Regions from separate parts of the Homo sapiens genome. Here region 2 is linked to region 1. The links are chromatin loops, found by intact Hi-C in ENCODE. Cell type or tissue: IMR-90. All regions are shown on one strand. Links, peaks and the distances in the headings refer to the core of each region. The heading gives the core; the rest is flanking DNA.

Region 1 (7,261 bases), core at 2,046-6,045:
CAGGATGGTCTCAAACTCCTGGCCTCAAGTGATCCTGGCCTCAAGTGATCCGCCTGCCTCAGCCTCCCAAAATGCTTGGATTACTGATGTGAGCCACCGTGCCCAGCCTCACACACTATGTTGTAAGCTCCAAGTTTTTATTCATCTTTGCAAACCCAATGAGGTTTGCCTGTAATAAGCCTTCAGTGAACACTTCTTGAATTAAAGATCTTTATTTCATTCTAAAAAATCTTCAGGGTCCCCATATTTGAAACATATGTCCACTCCTATCCTTTCATTGTGATTTATTAAAAGATAAGGTGAAGAGATGTGTGCATTCTATAAATCTCTGACTAGATTAACCATAATGTTTTCCTTTTCTGAAGATAACGCTGCTCTGCAAAATTTCTCAGTTGCCTATCAATAAGACAAAAGCACCTTTTTGTAACAAAATTCAGATGTTTAATTTTTTTCAAAACTTAACTATACTAATGAAAATAAATTATATGTAGACCACCTTCAATATTTTTACATCATCTTTATACAACTGTAACAGTGCTTTCAAAAGACATTTTGTGAAGGACATTAATTTCACATTTAAAACGTGTTTCAAAAATAAGGGAACATTAAAGAACATCAAATTAGTCTGAAATATATCTCACAATGCTGAGAGGCATACTCTTCTTTATCAAATTAACTGTATGTGTACTCAAGATAACATGGCTTTTAACTAATGACATTTCTTGTCCATTTCAGTAATTTCTTGGATCCAAAACAAAATCTGTGTATTTATTTCTTTGAAAACATCATTTGTCGACCGTCCTTTCACTGCCATGGAATGATTTGCCTTCTCAATCCAGTGGATTTTATGGGGAGCTTGCATTTTCTGTGCCACTTTCTCCAACAAGTTCTAAAGAGAAAAAGAAGAGGATACTAGACTAATGTTCTGTTGATATTTAATAAAAGGTCCTCTCTCCCCTGCCTATACTGGCATTCATTCCCAAGTATTCATTAAATGCTTTCTCAGACAACTTTCTAGGTAATAGAATGTGTGAGGAAATGTCCGTAAAAGTGGCAGTCCACTTCTCTCAGCTGTAGCAGTATCAGATCAAGCATTTATTACTAATAAAATGTAAAATAAATTGGAATAAAAAAATTTCTTCCCCCAAAAATCTTTTTCCCAAGCAAATTATATGCCCTGGGGAATATAAAGTTGTTTCATAATATTGGGCTAATATTTAGTAATGTGTAGACATTGCCAACCCTTTCTCAAGAATCAATTTTATAACAAATACTCTGCCTGAATGTTGAAATGATTAAAAAAATCTATAGTGTAGTAATCCCAAAATCAGATGATTCAGATATTAATCCTTCATTTTCCAAGTAAGGGTCATATTTACCAACTCTATTTCCAGGGATACAAATTTTGTCACTATACTTATATTTTTAGGTTCTCAAAAGCAACAGAGTAACCAGGACACAAAACTAGCATTAGTCAAATTAGCAATTTTTAAAAGACACTGTTGCCAGAAGTATCTTGCTCCCAAGATATGTCTGCCTTTCATTCTCTTTCATTGACACAAACATTGAGTTATAATTCACCTTTTCACACATTTCATCTGCTGAGCCTGACACAAACAGTACAGGCTCTTTTAAACGAAAGAGGTCTTCATCTCTGAGTTTATGCTGCTGCTTTGGATGGTGCAGTGGGTAAGAAATACAAATGAGACCCCGAACAAAATCATCACCATCATCTGGCTCAATGTGACACATTACAGAAGCAGCTGCTCTTGAGCCCATTGAACGACCTAAAATCAATTAAAATTAAGTTCAGTTTGAAATATAAACTTTCACATAAAGTAGCAGTGATGGTGTGGCAAATTGGATCTTTTACTGTTCATCATATCTGTTTACCAACAAATTAACTCCAAAAGGCAGCAATTAACAAGTTGCAATACCAGGCCAGGCACGGTGGCTCACACCTGTAATCCCAGCACTTTGGGAGGCCTAGGTGGGCAGACTGCCTGAGGTCAAGAGTTTGAGACCAGCCTGACCAACATGGCAAAACCCTATCTCTACTAAAAACACAAAAATTAGCCAGGCATGGTGGTGCACACCTATAGTCCCAGCTACTTGGGAGGCTGAGGCAGGAGAATCACTTGAATCCCAGAGGTGGAGGCTGCAGTGAGCCGAGATGGCGCCACTGCACTCCAGCCTGGGTGACAGAGCAAGACTCTGTCTCAAAAAAAAAGCTAAAAATTGATCTTAAATGCTAAAAAAATAAAAGGCAATTATTTTTCTAAAGAACACTTAAAAGGACAAGGACAATCATTGTAAAGGAATCATCATATGCAGGATGATGATTCAGGGATATGAATAAAAGGAGAGAGGCTCAGATTATAATACATATACATGAGGTTCAAGTTTGCTCTAAGTATATAAAGTGCTTTAACATTAAAAAGGTGACTTACCAAAACAACAAAAAAAATCCTTAAATTAGCTTCCTATGATCAACTAATTTTAATTCTCCATTACCTATTCCTATATTAAAACAGGTAATTAACAAGTATTCACAAGTATTGCACTTACCTCCAAGAAAAACACCTGCAAGTTTGTATTCTCCTGATGTCTTCAGGTAATTCTAGAAAAATAAAAAAATCATCAGTTCTTCACCTATAAAATATTCCACTGGAAAGGCAAGATATATTGTTTCTCATCATTACTGAAATGTATGAAAATCTATGCAAAGATAACCAGAAAATCTTAAGGGATTTTTCTTAAAAGAAGTAAGCAGTCCTTCCTCTTCTGGTCATGCCTTCACTATTAAATCACATGTTAGGTAATACAGGCAAATATGTGAGAAAAAAAGTCAATCTACCTTTACTAAAATATTTAAGCACTAAACTATTTTTTAGAGAATTATTTTTTAAAAAGGCCAGCAAAGGCTTCCAACTAATACCAAATTTGATAATGTTAACATCTAAAGTTCTAAAAAACTTATTAGTAAGCTTGAAATTATTTAGATCAGGGGTGTTCAATCTTTTGGTTTCTCTGGGCCACAGTGGAAGAACTGTGTTGTGCCACACATAAAATACACTAACACTCATGACACCTGATAAGCTTAAAAAAAAATTGCAAAAAAAATCTCATAATGTTTTAAGTAAGTTTACAAACTTGTGTTGGGCCACGTTCAAAGCTGTCCTGGGCCATATGTGGCCCATGGGTTGGACAAGCTTGATTTAGAGAAACTTTAGTGTTATCCAGGATTTTAAGCAAGGTTTCTAAATAACATATACAGAAAACAGTATCATATTTATACATGCATAGTATGGTAGATGAAATATTCTAGAATGCCAAAATGATGTGCTAAAGTTACATAATTCCAGGGAGAAAAATCATAAGTAGCTTCCTTGGCAATATCACGGAGGAACATTTATGATGTAAGCATTCATCTCCATGGAAACTGATGACAAGGGAAATCTGACGACTAAAAAGCTTTCATGTACTGCTGAGTTTTCTAAGAATACACTCATTCAAAGATTTTTTAAATTAAACCAGATGACTAATAAAATTTATCTTACATTTATTAAGGATTTCAAACAGAATTCTGTTATAAGTAAATATAAAGAAATTTTCTTACCAAAACTGATTTATACGCCTTAATTCTATGTACAATATTAAGGCCTTTACAGGTAAATCTCAGGCAGAAAAACCCATGAGATGCAAGATGGGATGCCAGTGACATCAAATGAGGAAGATTCATATCTCCTGATGCTCCATGTGTAAGAATTATTCCATATGTTAAGCTCTTGTTAGGTACCAAACAAACAGCATCTAGTAATTTATTTCCAAAAGGTATTTTTAATTTAACCTGGAATTCAAGAGAATAAAGGGATCAAAAATTACTTTCTTGCCTATTAAGACAACTGAACAGCTATATATATGTTTGCTCTGTGAGGCTCATAATTCAAGTCATAGCCTCCAAATAAAAAGTAGTGATATTAATAATAGTAGTTAAGTGCTTACTGTGTCGGGTATTATTATAAGTGCTTTATATGTATTAACTTATTTCACTTTTCTAACAATTCTGTGAGGCAAGCACTATCATTATCCCCATTTTATAGATAAGGCACAGCAGATTAAGTAACTTGCCCAAGGTTATATAGCCGCTAGCTAGGATTTAAACTCAGGGTAGTCTGCTCTAGATTCCTCGCTCTTAACCACTTATGCTATACTGCCTCCCACAGTGAAAGTTGAAAATAAAATTACTCTGAAGCCACATAATTACAAACAAACAAAAAACCAGGAACCCTGAAGATGCAGAACATACGAAAATATTACCTCTGTATGACTCATTTTCACTGTTGAATAACAAACTTAAAGTGCATTTACATCTGAGAAGCAAAGGACATCTCCCTGAAAAGAAGATTCTGTTGTGAAAGGTGAGTTGGCAGACATGGATATGACACAAAAACTATGAATGAACACATTCAGTAGCTAAAATAAACATTTAGAATTACTTCCCTAAAATCTGGTGTCTTTACATGTACATTTTTCTACGGGCACTCAGAATTGGTTAGAGGGCCAGGTGCAGGGTTGGTAGATGTTATAGAAGATAAAACAAAGGTGATACTTTGACATGGAAACTGTAAGGTAATTCATATCAAAGTAGGATGCTGTATCTTGTCAAAATATGGTAATGTAAAATGTATAAATACACATTTTTGTAAGAATCTTCATTCTAAACCAACTATCCTAAACTTAATTTTTCAGCATCTTTCCATTAACCCATTTTCTTCATCATTATAGTTCCCAAGCCTACCCATCCACATCTTGTCATGGAACTTCACAGTGCTGCTAGAAGGCAGAGTATATATGTCTTCACCCTGTTTACTTTGGACTTGGCTACGTAACTTGTTTTAACTAATGGAATGTAGGTAGACATTTCAATGTGTGACTTCTGAGCTGAGGCATGGCAAACTTCCAGAAGCCCTTTTGAACTTTCACCCTCAGCCATGAGAAAAACATGCTCTAGGTGGTTTTGCATTTTCAGCCTGGGTCTCAAAATGAAGACACACGGAACAGAACTGAACCCAAAACTGAAGTCTGGAGTCCAGACTAGTCTAACCAACATCTGACCAACAGCTGATCTGAAGATCCATGAGCATAAAATGTAAGCCACTGAAATTTTGGGGTTGTTATGCAGCATTCCTTCCTATGTTAAGAGCTCTTGTATTGTTTAAGACATTACCAACATCAGGATCTCCATTACTCACCCATTTTTCCCATTAACATTTATTTATTCATTCATTCAATAGGTAACAATAACATGGTTTAAAGTTCAAAAGGTACCAAGAATATGTAGTGAAAAAGTCTCACTCATTCCACTCTTGACTTGACATCAGATTCCCCTCTCCAAAGGTAACCAATATTATCTGCTTCTTACTTATCCTTCCACATAGCACTGTACTTATTTTCACACGATGTAAGTGTATTTATAAGATAAATTCCTGGGGAAGGAATCGCTGTGTCAAAGGGTTTGTTCATAATTTTTTACAGAATTTTTTCATAGAACTTCCCAAGGTGAATACATTTCATTTTTGAATAGGTATCATGTGCACACGGTACATTAAAAAAATGTAAACAGAAGTCAAAGTATTTGTTCATAATTTACAGAATATGTTTTTCATAGATCTTCCTGAGGTGAAGAATACATTTCATTTTTGAATAGGTATCGTGTGTACATGGTACATTTTAAAAGACAATGTAAACAGAAGTTTCCACACACTCTTCCCCCAACCACCAAGTTCCTTTCACTTCCTAGAAACCACCATAAGCAACTTATTATGTACCTTTCCCCATCTGTGTGTGTGAGCGTGTAGAATTCTCTTATTTCAGCCTGGAGAGCATTAGTCTGATCTGACTGCAAAAGTTTTGGAAGTTGAGTGAGACAAAGGAGATGAAAGACTTCAAGCTTCAGTGTCCCTATCTTCATACATGCAGCCCCACAATTATGCCTGGGTTTCTCAGTTCAAAGATCCTCTGTTTTACTTTCTCAAGAGAATAAGCCTCCATCCAGTCTTCTAACAAGGGGAAAGGCAGTCACCCAACAGGTGAAATGGGGAAGGGGATCTGGATATCCAATTGCTTCTCAGATTTCACCTAAATCATCTTTCTTTAAGCTCCTTACACCCACCTTCTGCACCACACCACCTTCATTCCCAGTACCACCGCTGTCCAGTGCTGCCAGTTTCCGTGCAGTTTGAAGATTCTGTGGTTAATACAGGGTTTGCTAAGCCATACATGTTTTGGAGCCCGCTATTTGATTGCCAGCGTTTCCTTTCCTATTCTCCCATTGCTGGAGGTTCATGTTTGTTTTTAAATAGCCTTAATGTAAGTTTAGTGAAACTTCATGAAGGAGTAAATTTAGATGCATGTAAACAACCACTATCTTAATTTAGAATGCTTCCCTATTTTTTTTTTTTTTGAGACAGGTTCTCGCTCCGGCGGACAGGCCGGAAAATTGAGTGGCGCAATCATAAGCTCACTGAATCCTCGAACTCCTGAGCTCAAGCGATCCTCTCGCCTCAGCCTCTTGAGTAGGTGGGACTACAGACGCTCACCACCACGCCCGCTTATTATTTTTAAATGTTTTTGTAGAGACGAGGGTCTCCCTATGTTTCGCAGGCTGGTCTTGAACTCCCGGGCTCAAGCGATACCCCCTGCCTTGGCCTCCCAAACCGTTGGGATCCCAAGGCGTTTGCCACCTCTCCCGGTCTGCTTTACTTCTTTTCAGACTTCACGATGCACAGTGTGTTCTTCACGGCAGCTGCACACATGCTGGTTTTCTTCAGAAACACGGAAAATGCCCCATAATGCAATCCCCAAGCAACCTGCTCTAGGTCATCTGGGTTTGTTTTTTTGAGACAGAGTCTTGCTCTGTCCCCCAGGCAGGAGTGCAGCGGCGCGATCTCGGCTCACTGCAGCCTCTGCCTCCCGGGTTCAAGAGATTCTCCAGCCTCAGCCTCCCGAGTAGCTGAGATTACAGGCGTCCGCCACCGCGCCCAGCTAATTTTAGTAGAGACGGGGTTTCACCATGTTGGCCAGGCTGGTTTTGAACTCCTGACCTCAGGTGATCCACCCGCCTCGGCCTCCCATGGTGCTGGGGTCAGGCGTGAGCCACCGTGCCAGGCCACTGTCGTCTGGGTTTTCATCTCTGGCTTCAGGTTCAGAGAGGGCAGGGTTTGAAGCCTGGCCCGGCCTCAGTGCCCTCAATGGCGAT
Region 2 (7,261 bases), core at 1,857-5,856, 120 kb before region 1:
GACCAGAACAAAAGACAGATGGGTTCAGGCGATGCCTATCCACATCAGGTATAAAATTGATGGTGATTTTTAGAATTAACGGAAGCTGTTTCCTGAACTAACAAAATCCTGGTTTCTTGTTATGGTAATGTTCATACTTTAAAAAAAACAAAAATTATAGCTTTGTGTTTAGTACTTTTGCAAACTGTGAGAGCCTGTTTGTTGTAGTCGGTGAAGAACAGATGGTGTCAACTATTTCACCATGTAGTTGTGCTGAATTAGAGGAGGACAAGGGTGAACCTTGCCCACACTGGCCAGCATAACTTTTGGTGTGTGGTGTTTCTCCTTCCTATACACTGATTCTACCTATCTGAAGGTAGAATCATCAAAGCATGCATCAAAGAGATGCGAGCCTCTTGAAATGATCCTAAGTCTGAGGGGGCTAAAGAGAGCACTGCAGCAGTGGCCGCATGTCTTCAGTTCATTTGTACTTTTAAATTTACTACCTCGTTGGACAACTCTGTAATGAGCACTTACTACATACCAGGCACTATGCTTTGTGCTGTTTTATTGAAGGGAAAAATCACATAATTTATAGACATTTTATCCCTTAGATATTACTGCAAAGAAATGAGATATTTCCTGTAATATGTATAATTTTATGTTGACAAATGAAAATAATTTATGGAGATTTTTTTCAATTAGTTGTTAAAGGAATGGTATCGATTTTCCTCAAAGCAAGTAGCAGTCACATCTCATTACAGACTGGCCTACTGCAGTGCTATTATTTTGGTTACTTTTTAAATCTCAGAAAAAGTGGCTGACACAGGATACAGCATCTCTTCCTCTTGAACCTGTTAAGTGGATAATAGATTTGTATCCCTTGATCTCTATTGGTTTCCTGTTTTTTTCCTGTCTGTAATAAAGGAGTGACATTTTGGTTGTAATTTGAAGATCAGCTGGGCATGGTGGCACATGCCTGTGATCCCGTCTACTCAGGAAGCTGAGGTGGGAGGATCGCTTGAGCCCTGGAGCTCTAGGCTATGGTGCACTATGATTGCACCAGTTAACAGCCACTGCACTTCAGCCTGGGCAACATAGTGAGTCCCCCTCTCTAAAAGGAAATAAGGATTACCAGTAGTCATAAGTTACACGTGTGTGTGTGTGTGTGTGTGTGTGTGTGTGTGTGTGTATTTGTCCTAGATATTCTATGGTGCCTCAATTTTGCTCATTTTTTTGGTAGTGTTTCTTATATGTCTCTGAGGGACCCATGAACTAGAAAATCACTGCTTTTGTCATTCTCAAGCAGACACTGAGTTTTGCTAAAAGTGTGGGAGTATTCTGTCGTTCTGGAAAGAATGAGGGCTTTGAAGTCAGACCTGACTTCAGCTCTCTTATACTTTACTCTGTGTGATGTTAGGCAAGTCACTTGATGTCCCTGATCCTGTCTGCTCACCAGCGTACTAGGGACTTTATGTGTTATATGAACGTCTGGATAGTTAGTTCCTTGCACTGTACCTCACATATTATGAACAAGTCTGTGAATGGTAACTTTCACTTTATCCTCTTTCAGTGATTTCCGTTGACTTGGTTAAACTTAACTTTTCCCAAATGTTGTTTTTCTTTTTCAGTATTCTTTGAAACTGGAGAAAGGAGATTATACAATTCGACTACAGATTCGCCATGAGCAAATCAGTGATTTGGAACGCCTTAAAGACCTTCCATTTATTGTTTCTCATAGATTGTCTAATACCTTGAGCTTAGATATTCATGAAAATCATAGTTTTGCACTTCTAGGGAAGAAGAAATCAAGCAATTTGACATTACCACCCAAATATAACCAGCCATTCTTTGTTACTTCCTTACCTGATGATAAGTAAGTGATAACATTGCTTATACTTACTGCCCATCGTATACACTGTAGTCCTTTTAATGTCAGTTTATGACATCTAGGCTAAATTTAGAGGATGTAGTCATTTTTTTTTTGGCTGAAGTATTTCTTCCTTTGATTTTTGAAGTCTTAGCTATGGGAATGAATTCAGTGTGGAATTGTTTTCATGTTTTTCCCCTTACTTGTCTTTGTGAAACTTTCTCTTTTGTTGCTTTTTTTCTCTTTGAATTCTCTTGTTTAGAATACCTAAAGGGGCAGGACCTGGATGCTATCTTGCAGGATCCTTAACATTGTCAAAGACTGAACTAGGAAAGAAAGCTGTAAGTATTAGTTTTTTAAACACTGAAATTACCTATTAAAAAATTTCATTTCTTTAAAGATAAGAATTAATTCCACATTTCAGAATGGATAAAAGAGAAGATATACTCTTGGGGAAAAAAATTTAATCCTTTTTTCCCAGGTTACTAGTGAAAGTCAGTTAATATTTAGTTGTCTTTTAAAATGTATGCTACTTTTGAAATATTTAGGCTTCTTTTTCACAAGCCTACAGTACTCAGGCCCTGAACCTGTCTTACCTCCTACGGCTAATACACTTGAACTTCCTGTGAAACATGTAAATACAAATCAAACTTGGCTTAAATACATGTGATATTTAAGATTAGAACATGTTATAGAAATTTAACCAATAAGATTGGTTGTCCATATAAGATTATGGACATAGGAATAAATCAGATTATCTTGGGGTGCTTTTAAAAAGTAGTCAGAACAATTACCCTAAAACATGTTTCTTCACACTTCTACAGACCTATCTCATTGGAATTTCACATGGTTAAGTAGGAAAATATGAGATGTTTCTTTTGGTATTGCCTTTTAATTTCAAAATGATGCTTTTTTTAGAAATATGTTTCTGGTTGTTGTACTTTAGACATATATGTTACAGTTTTATAAGTACCTACCTGTTTTTGTTTTTTCCTTCTATGTTTTCATTACAAATTTATTATGAGAATGATGTTTATATAGATCTATCACCTTTTGTCATAATAATCATTTTAGCTCAATGCCAGTAAAAGTTGTCATTCTTAACAGTTTTGCATTTCTCTGTACTATTACTTCTTACAGAGCTAAGTAAGCCTGCTACATAAATGCTGTTATCAAAATGAGTAGTTCTCATACATCTTAAGAATTATATTTATTTTTTGCCACTATTGAACCAAAAGCCATTTATTTACTGTCATTGAAGCATAATTGGGGAAACTTGTGCTTAGAAAGTTGCCTACCCTGACATTTCTTGGGTCTCATTTCAGTTTATACTGTTTATACATACGTACTTTAGTATAATTTGAAGTAAATCAATAGTTAATGGTTTGTAATTAATACATGCACTGATTTAAGAAACCCTGGTAGTTTTTTTTGTAGATTTCATTTCACAGGAAGCATAGCTGCTCCAGCTATTGGGCGTCAGCTGTGAATTTTCGTTCAGATGACAGATGACACTTTGAAGAGTCTGCTTACTTGTGAAGAGTATAACAGAAAAGCATTATTAGTAAAAGTGGGCTTTTAGCAATTCAGAAATAGTTACTACTTCCCAGTTACATTGTTTTAGGAGACAATTGTGAAATTAAATTATAAATATGTGGTGTTAACTATGGTAGCTATTTATCAAGGGAGACCTTCCTGGGAGAAAGCAGTAACTTAAAGCTGTTGAGTTCATTATAACTTCCATCACATTGTTTATGTAATCTTTTCTCAGTGGTTTAGCGTTTTCTTGTTTTTTGGTAGTTGGGAAGGTAACTTTCACTTCACTTTGACTTTCACAGTAACTTTGTTGCTTTTTATAAGAATGCATAGGCAATGGGGTTGTTGTGGTACCCTTTAATCAGACTAGACCATCAACTAAATTTACTATTTTAAGAAATGCTTTTATAAGCAATAGATTTTGATCTACTAAATTTTTCAATAAGAAGTTGACATGTACTCTTAGTAATAACATATTTGAGTACTTTTTCTTATGTAAGGAATGAAAGTGGCAATGTTGCTTTCTTTAAAAGCATGCCATCTTAATCACAGACCTGAGCCTTCTAAGTGGTGTAACACAGGTGGAACATAAACTGAAAGACAATTAGACAGAGGTTCTGTCTCCATCCTGTGTAGATTATGCATGTTTTCTTACAGAATGTCGTTCTAACTCCCAGGGGCAGTCTGCAGCAAAACGACAAGGAAAATTTAAAAAGGTACTGATTGTCAGTTCTTAAAAAAGATGTCTTAAAGCCTTATTTGCATATTAAACTTTTTTCTGTCACTATTATAAACCTTTTTTTTAATAAGTCTCCCTTAGTTTCCTTTCTTTGCATTCTAAAGTATAGTGCTCTTAGCTGTACTTAGAAGCATTGTTGACATACTGCTTTTCTAAAGGTTTTTTTTTTTTTCCCCACCATAAATTCCTGGATGACTCATTTTCTCTGTGTATACAAAAATTTTAATGCTATTCATTTCTTGCTACAGATATGATAACAAGTAGCAATATTTGAAATTTTTCATATTTACAATTTTATAGAGAGATGGATGTGATAATTTTTTTTTTTTAGCCATATAAGCTAAAGCACTTATTTTTAAAGTCTAAAAGCACTTTTAAATTGGGTGATTTGATTAATAAAATGTTGCAGCTTTTTAAAGCGAACTTTATTCCCTGCTCTTGTATCCATTCTGGTTCTGAAAGAAGAGAAACAATAAAGATCAATGGATGTAGCAGGAACAGAAATAAGGACTGTTCACTGACAATTAAAGCTTATGCTAAGAACACAGATTTTAAGCCCATCGCTACTAAGTGGTCTGATCAGCCTCTCTGCAGCATATTAAGCAATCTTTGATTTACTGCTGGGGCCAGATTTAACTCAGAAAAGAAAATGTCTGCTATAAATATATTTTAGGGCCAGGCGCAGTGACTCATGCCTGTAATCCCGGCACTTTGGGAGGGCAAGTTGGGCAGATCCCTTGAGCTCAGCGGTTTGAAACCAGCCTGGGCAGCATGGTGAAACCCTGTCTCTACAAAAAAATGCAAAAATTAGCCAGGCGTGGTAGCACACACTTATAGTCCCAGCTACTCTATTGGAGGCTGAGGTGGAAAGATCGCTTGAGCCTGGGAGGTGGAGGCTGCAGTAAGCTGAGATCACACCACTGCACTCCAGTCTGGGTGACAGAGTGAGACCCTGTCTCAAAACAAAACATACATACATATATATATATATATATATATATATATATATATATATATATATATATATATATATAAAAGGGACCACATATTTAATAAGCTTTCTGGTGAAGACGTGCTACGTCATTCAACATTTTCATGATTTCTTTTTAAACAGAAAGAATTACAGTGGGAAAATCAGTAATGTCCTAATGTATACTTGTTAATTAGTAGTGATATGGAACTGGGGAATCACCATTCTATAACAGCTTATCCTTTATTAAAATGTCTTCTGAAATGTCCATATTATTACATAATAGTAAATAATTTGTCCAAACAAAATACAGATACTAGGAATCATCTTTCTGGAGAAAGATCTAAAGATCAGTATTTCTCAACTGGGTGTCTTGACCGTTTGGGGGCCACGTAATGGGATAAAAACAGCATTTTTTTAAAATAGGAAATGTCAGTTCATCAGACTCATAAAATTGTAATTTCATTTTATGTATTAATGTGTATATCTTTGGGACATTGTAAAAATAGTTTGCAAGTTACTGCTTTAGAGAACAAGGAATAGGTATTCTAGGAATCTATTAAAAATAGAAGGCACTTATCACGAAGGCCATAGCCAATTATTTTTCTTCTTATTTTTGTTGACCTTTTGCAAGTTTGGGTAGATTTTGTTTGAATTAGGTTGTATAGTTAGGAAAACACTGAATGAATAGGAAGGCATTTACTTGGTGATTAGTAAAGCTTCATTTGAAGAACTTGGCAGCTAGAGTTATCTCTGCTCGTTCCTTTCTGTCTTCAATGCAAGTACACAATAAAGCTCTTATTTTAGAAATAATTAGTATTACAGTTTTATAGTCACATTACAAAGAAAAAAATACATGTATAATTTCCGGTTGATTAAGATAAATAGCATTTTGTATATAATTCTTAATAGATTTTTTCCTCTGGGTTTCAGTGACTTGATTTGAAACGGTATGTCACCCTTTTTAAAATTCCTTGTAAAATGCAATAATATATTTTCTGTTTGTTTGTATGTTTTTTTAAGAGACAGTCTCACTCTACACTCCAGGCTAGAGTACAGTGGCATGATCGTAGCTCACTGTTGCCTCCAGCTCCTGGGCTCAAGTGATCCTCCCACCTCAGCCTCCCTAGAGTGGCTGGGACTACAGGCGTGTGCCACTATGCCTGGCTAATTTTTACTTTTTATAGAGAGAGGTCTTACTACGTATGTTGCCCAAGGTGGTCTAAAACTCCCGGCCTCGGACGATCCTCCTGGCTCAGCCTCCCAAAATGCTGAAATTACAGACATGAGCCACTGCACCCAGCCTGAATATTGTCACTTTTAACAGATCATAAATAGCATTCAAATATGATATAAATTTTAAAAATAGTTTATGTGAAGCTTTTAAATTTTTGAGTATTCAGTTACTAACAATTTTAAGAACTAAAGAAATTGCCATTTTGAACCACAATTTAACTTATAGTGCGTTGTGTTGCCCAAAGAGTAGTTATTGGTTTGGCAGGTGAGTTTGACTTTCTGAATAACACTGTTCAGTTTGAACACTGTTGAAATACTTCATGAATAGCTGGAATGCCTTTTTTCTAAACTTAACATTAAATATATACTGTAGAGAAATCTTCATAGCATTTCTGCTCTGAAGATTCTTCTTGACTGTCTTTTTAAACCATAATCAAGATTTCTCAAGAATAAAGGTACAAAATTATTTCTATTAAATTGGTACTATGTTAACCCCTTGAGAATTGTCATAAAAATATTAATATTTATTGGCACAAAGAAGAAATTATTGTGATACAGCAAGTGAAAATAGCGCCATTTTTCTTTTGATTAGAAATTAAAACTACCAGGTTTATAATTTTTACTAATAAAAAATTCCCTGTCCTGAAACATCTTGTAGGATTACACTAACATTTATAATTGTTAATTTGATATATTTAACATGTAAAATGCTGATTACAAAACCTTGATTTTTGTTTCACTAAGATAATTCATCATAAACTTTCTTTGTCTCTTTTTTTGCTTTTAATGATAGTCTAAGGTTACTAGGATATCTTTTTTCCCACTTTTGATAGGTCTTTGTTAGAATTAATTGTAAATCCTAAATTAATTTTAATAGATTGTTCATTTTAAATTCAATTCTCTTTTCTCTTCTGTACTAAAACAATAGCAA

What was found. Hi-C counts contacts between places; a loop is a spot of excess contacts. Peaks named below come from ENCODE experiments on the same cell type or tissue, not always from the same donor. Only the 100,000 strongest peaks of a DNase experiment are listed, where the experiment ranks them.
Region 2: it touches region 1 in a loop (3.0-fold over the local background); 3 of 110 quality-filtered maps call a loop at or near these places.

What each region holds. Positions count from the first base shown.
Region 1 is chr13:102,765,692-102,772,952 of GRCh38, forward strand. It overlaps TEX30 (testis expressed 30), which reads right to left. Exons shown (of 6, transcript NM_138779.5): 2 at 4,321-4,395; 3 at 3,620-3,850; 4 at 2,569-2,620; 5 at 1,582-1,787; 6 at 197-889. The coding sequence starts at 4,335. The coding sequence ends at 710. LOC105370337 (a long non-coding RNA gene) reads left to right here. Exons shown (of 3, transcript XR_931685.4): 3 at 2,535-2,602. Among named protein-coding and RNA genes, the nearest start is that of TEX30, 4.5 kb to the right of the region's middle. In IMR-90, for the core only: a CTCF peak has its summit at 4,223; no DNase peak of the experiment used is centred there.
Region 2 is chr13:102,647,297-102,654,557 of GRCh38, forward strand. It overlaps TPP2 (tripeptidyl peptidase 2), which reads left to right. Exons shown (of 30, transcript NM_001330588.2): 21 at 1-48; 22 at 1,611-1,855; 23 at 2,112-2,190; 24 at 4,063-4,101. Among named protein-coding and RNA genes, the nearest start is that of METTL21C, 44 kb to the right of the region's middle. In IMR-90, for the core only: no CTCF peak of the experiment used is centred there; a DNase peak (open chromatin) is centred at 4,295; H3K27ac peaks cover 165 bases.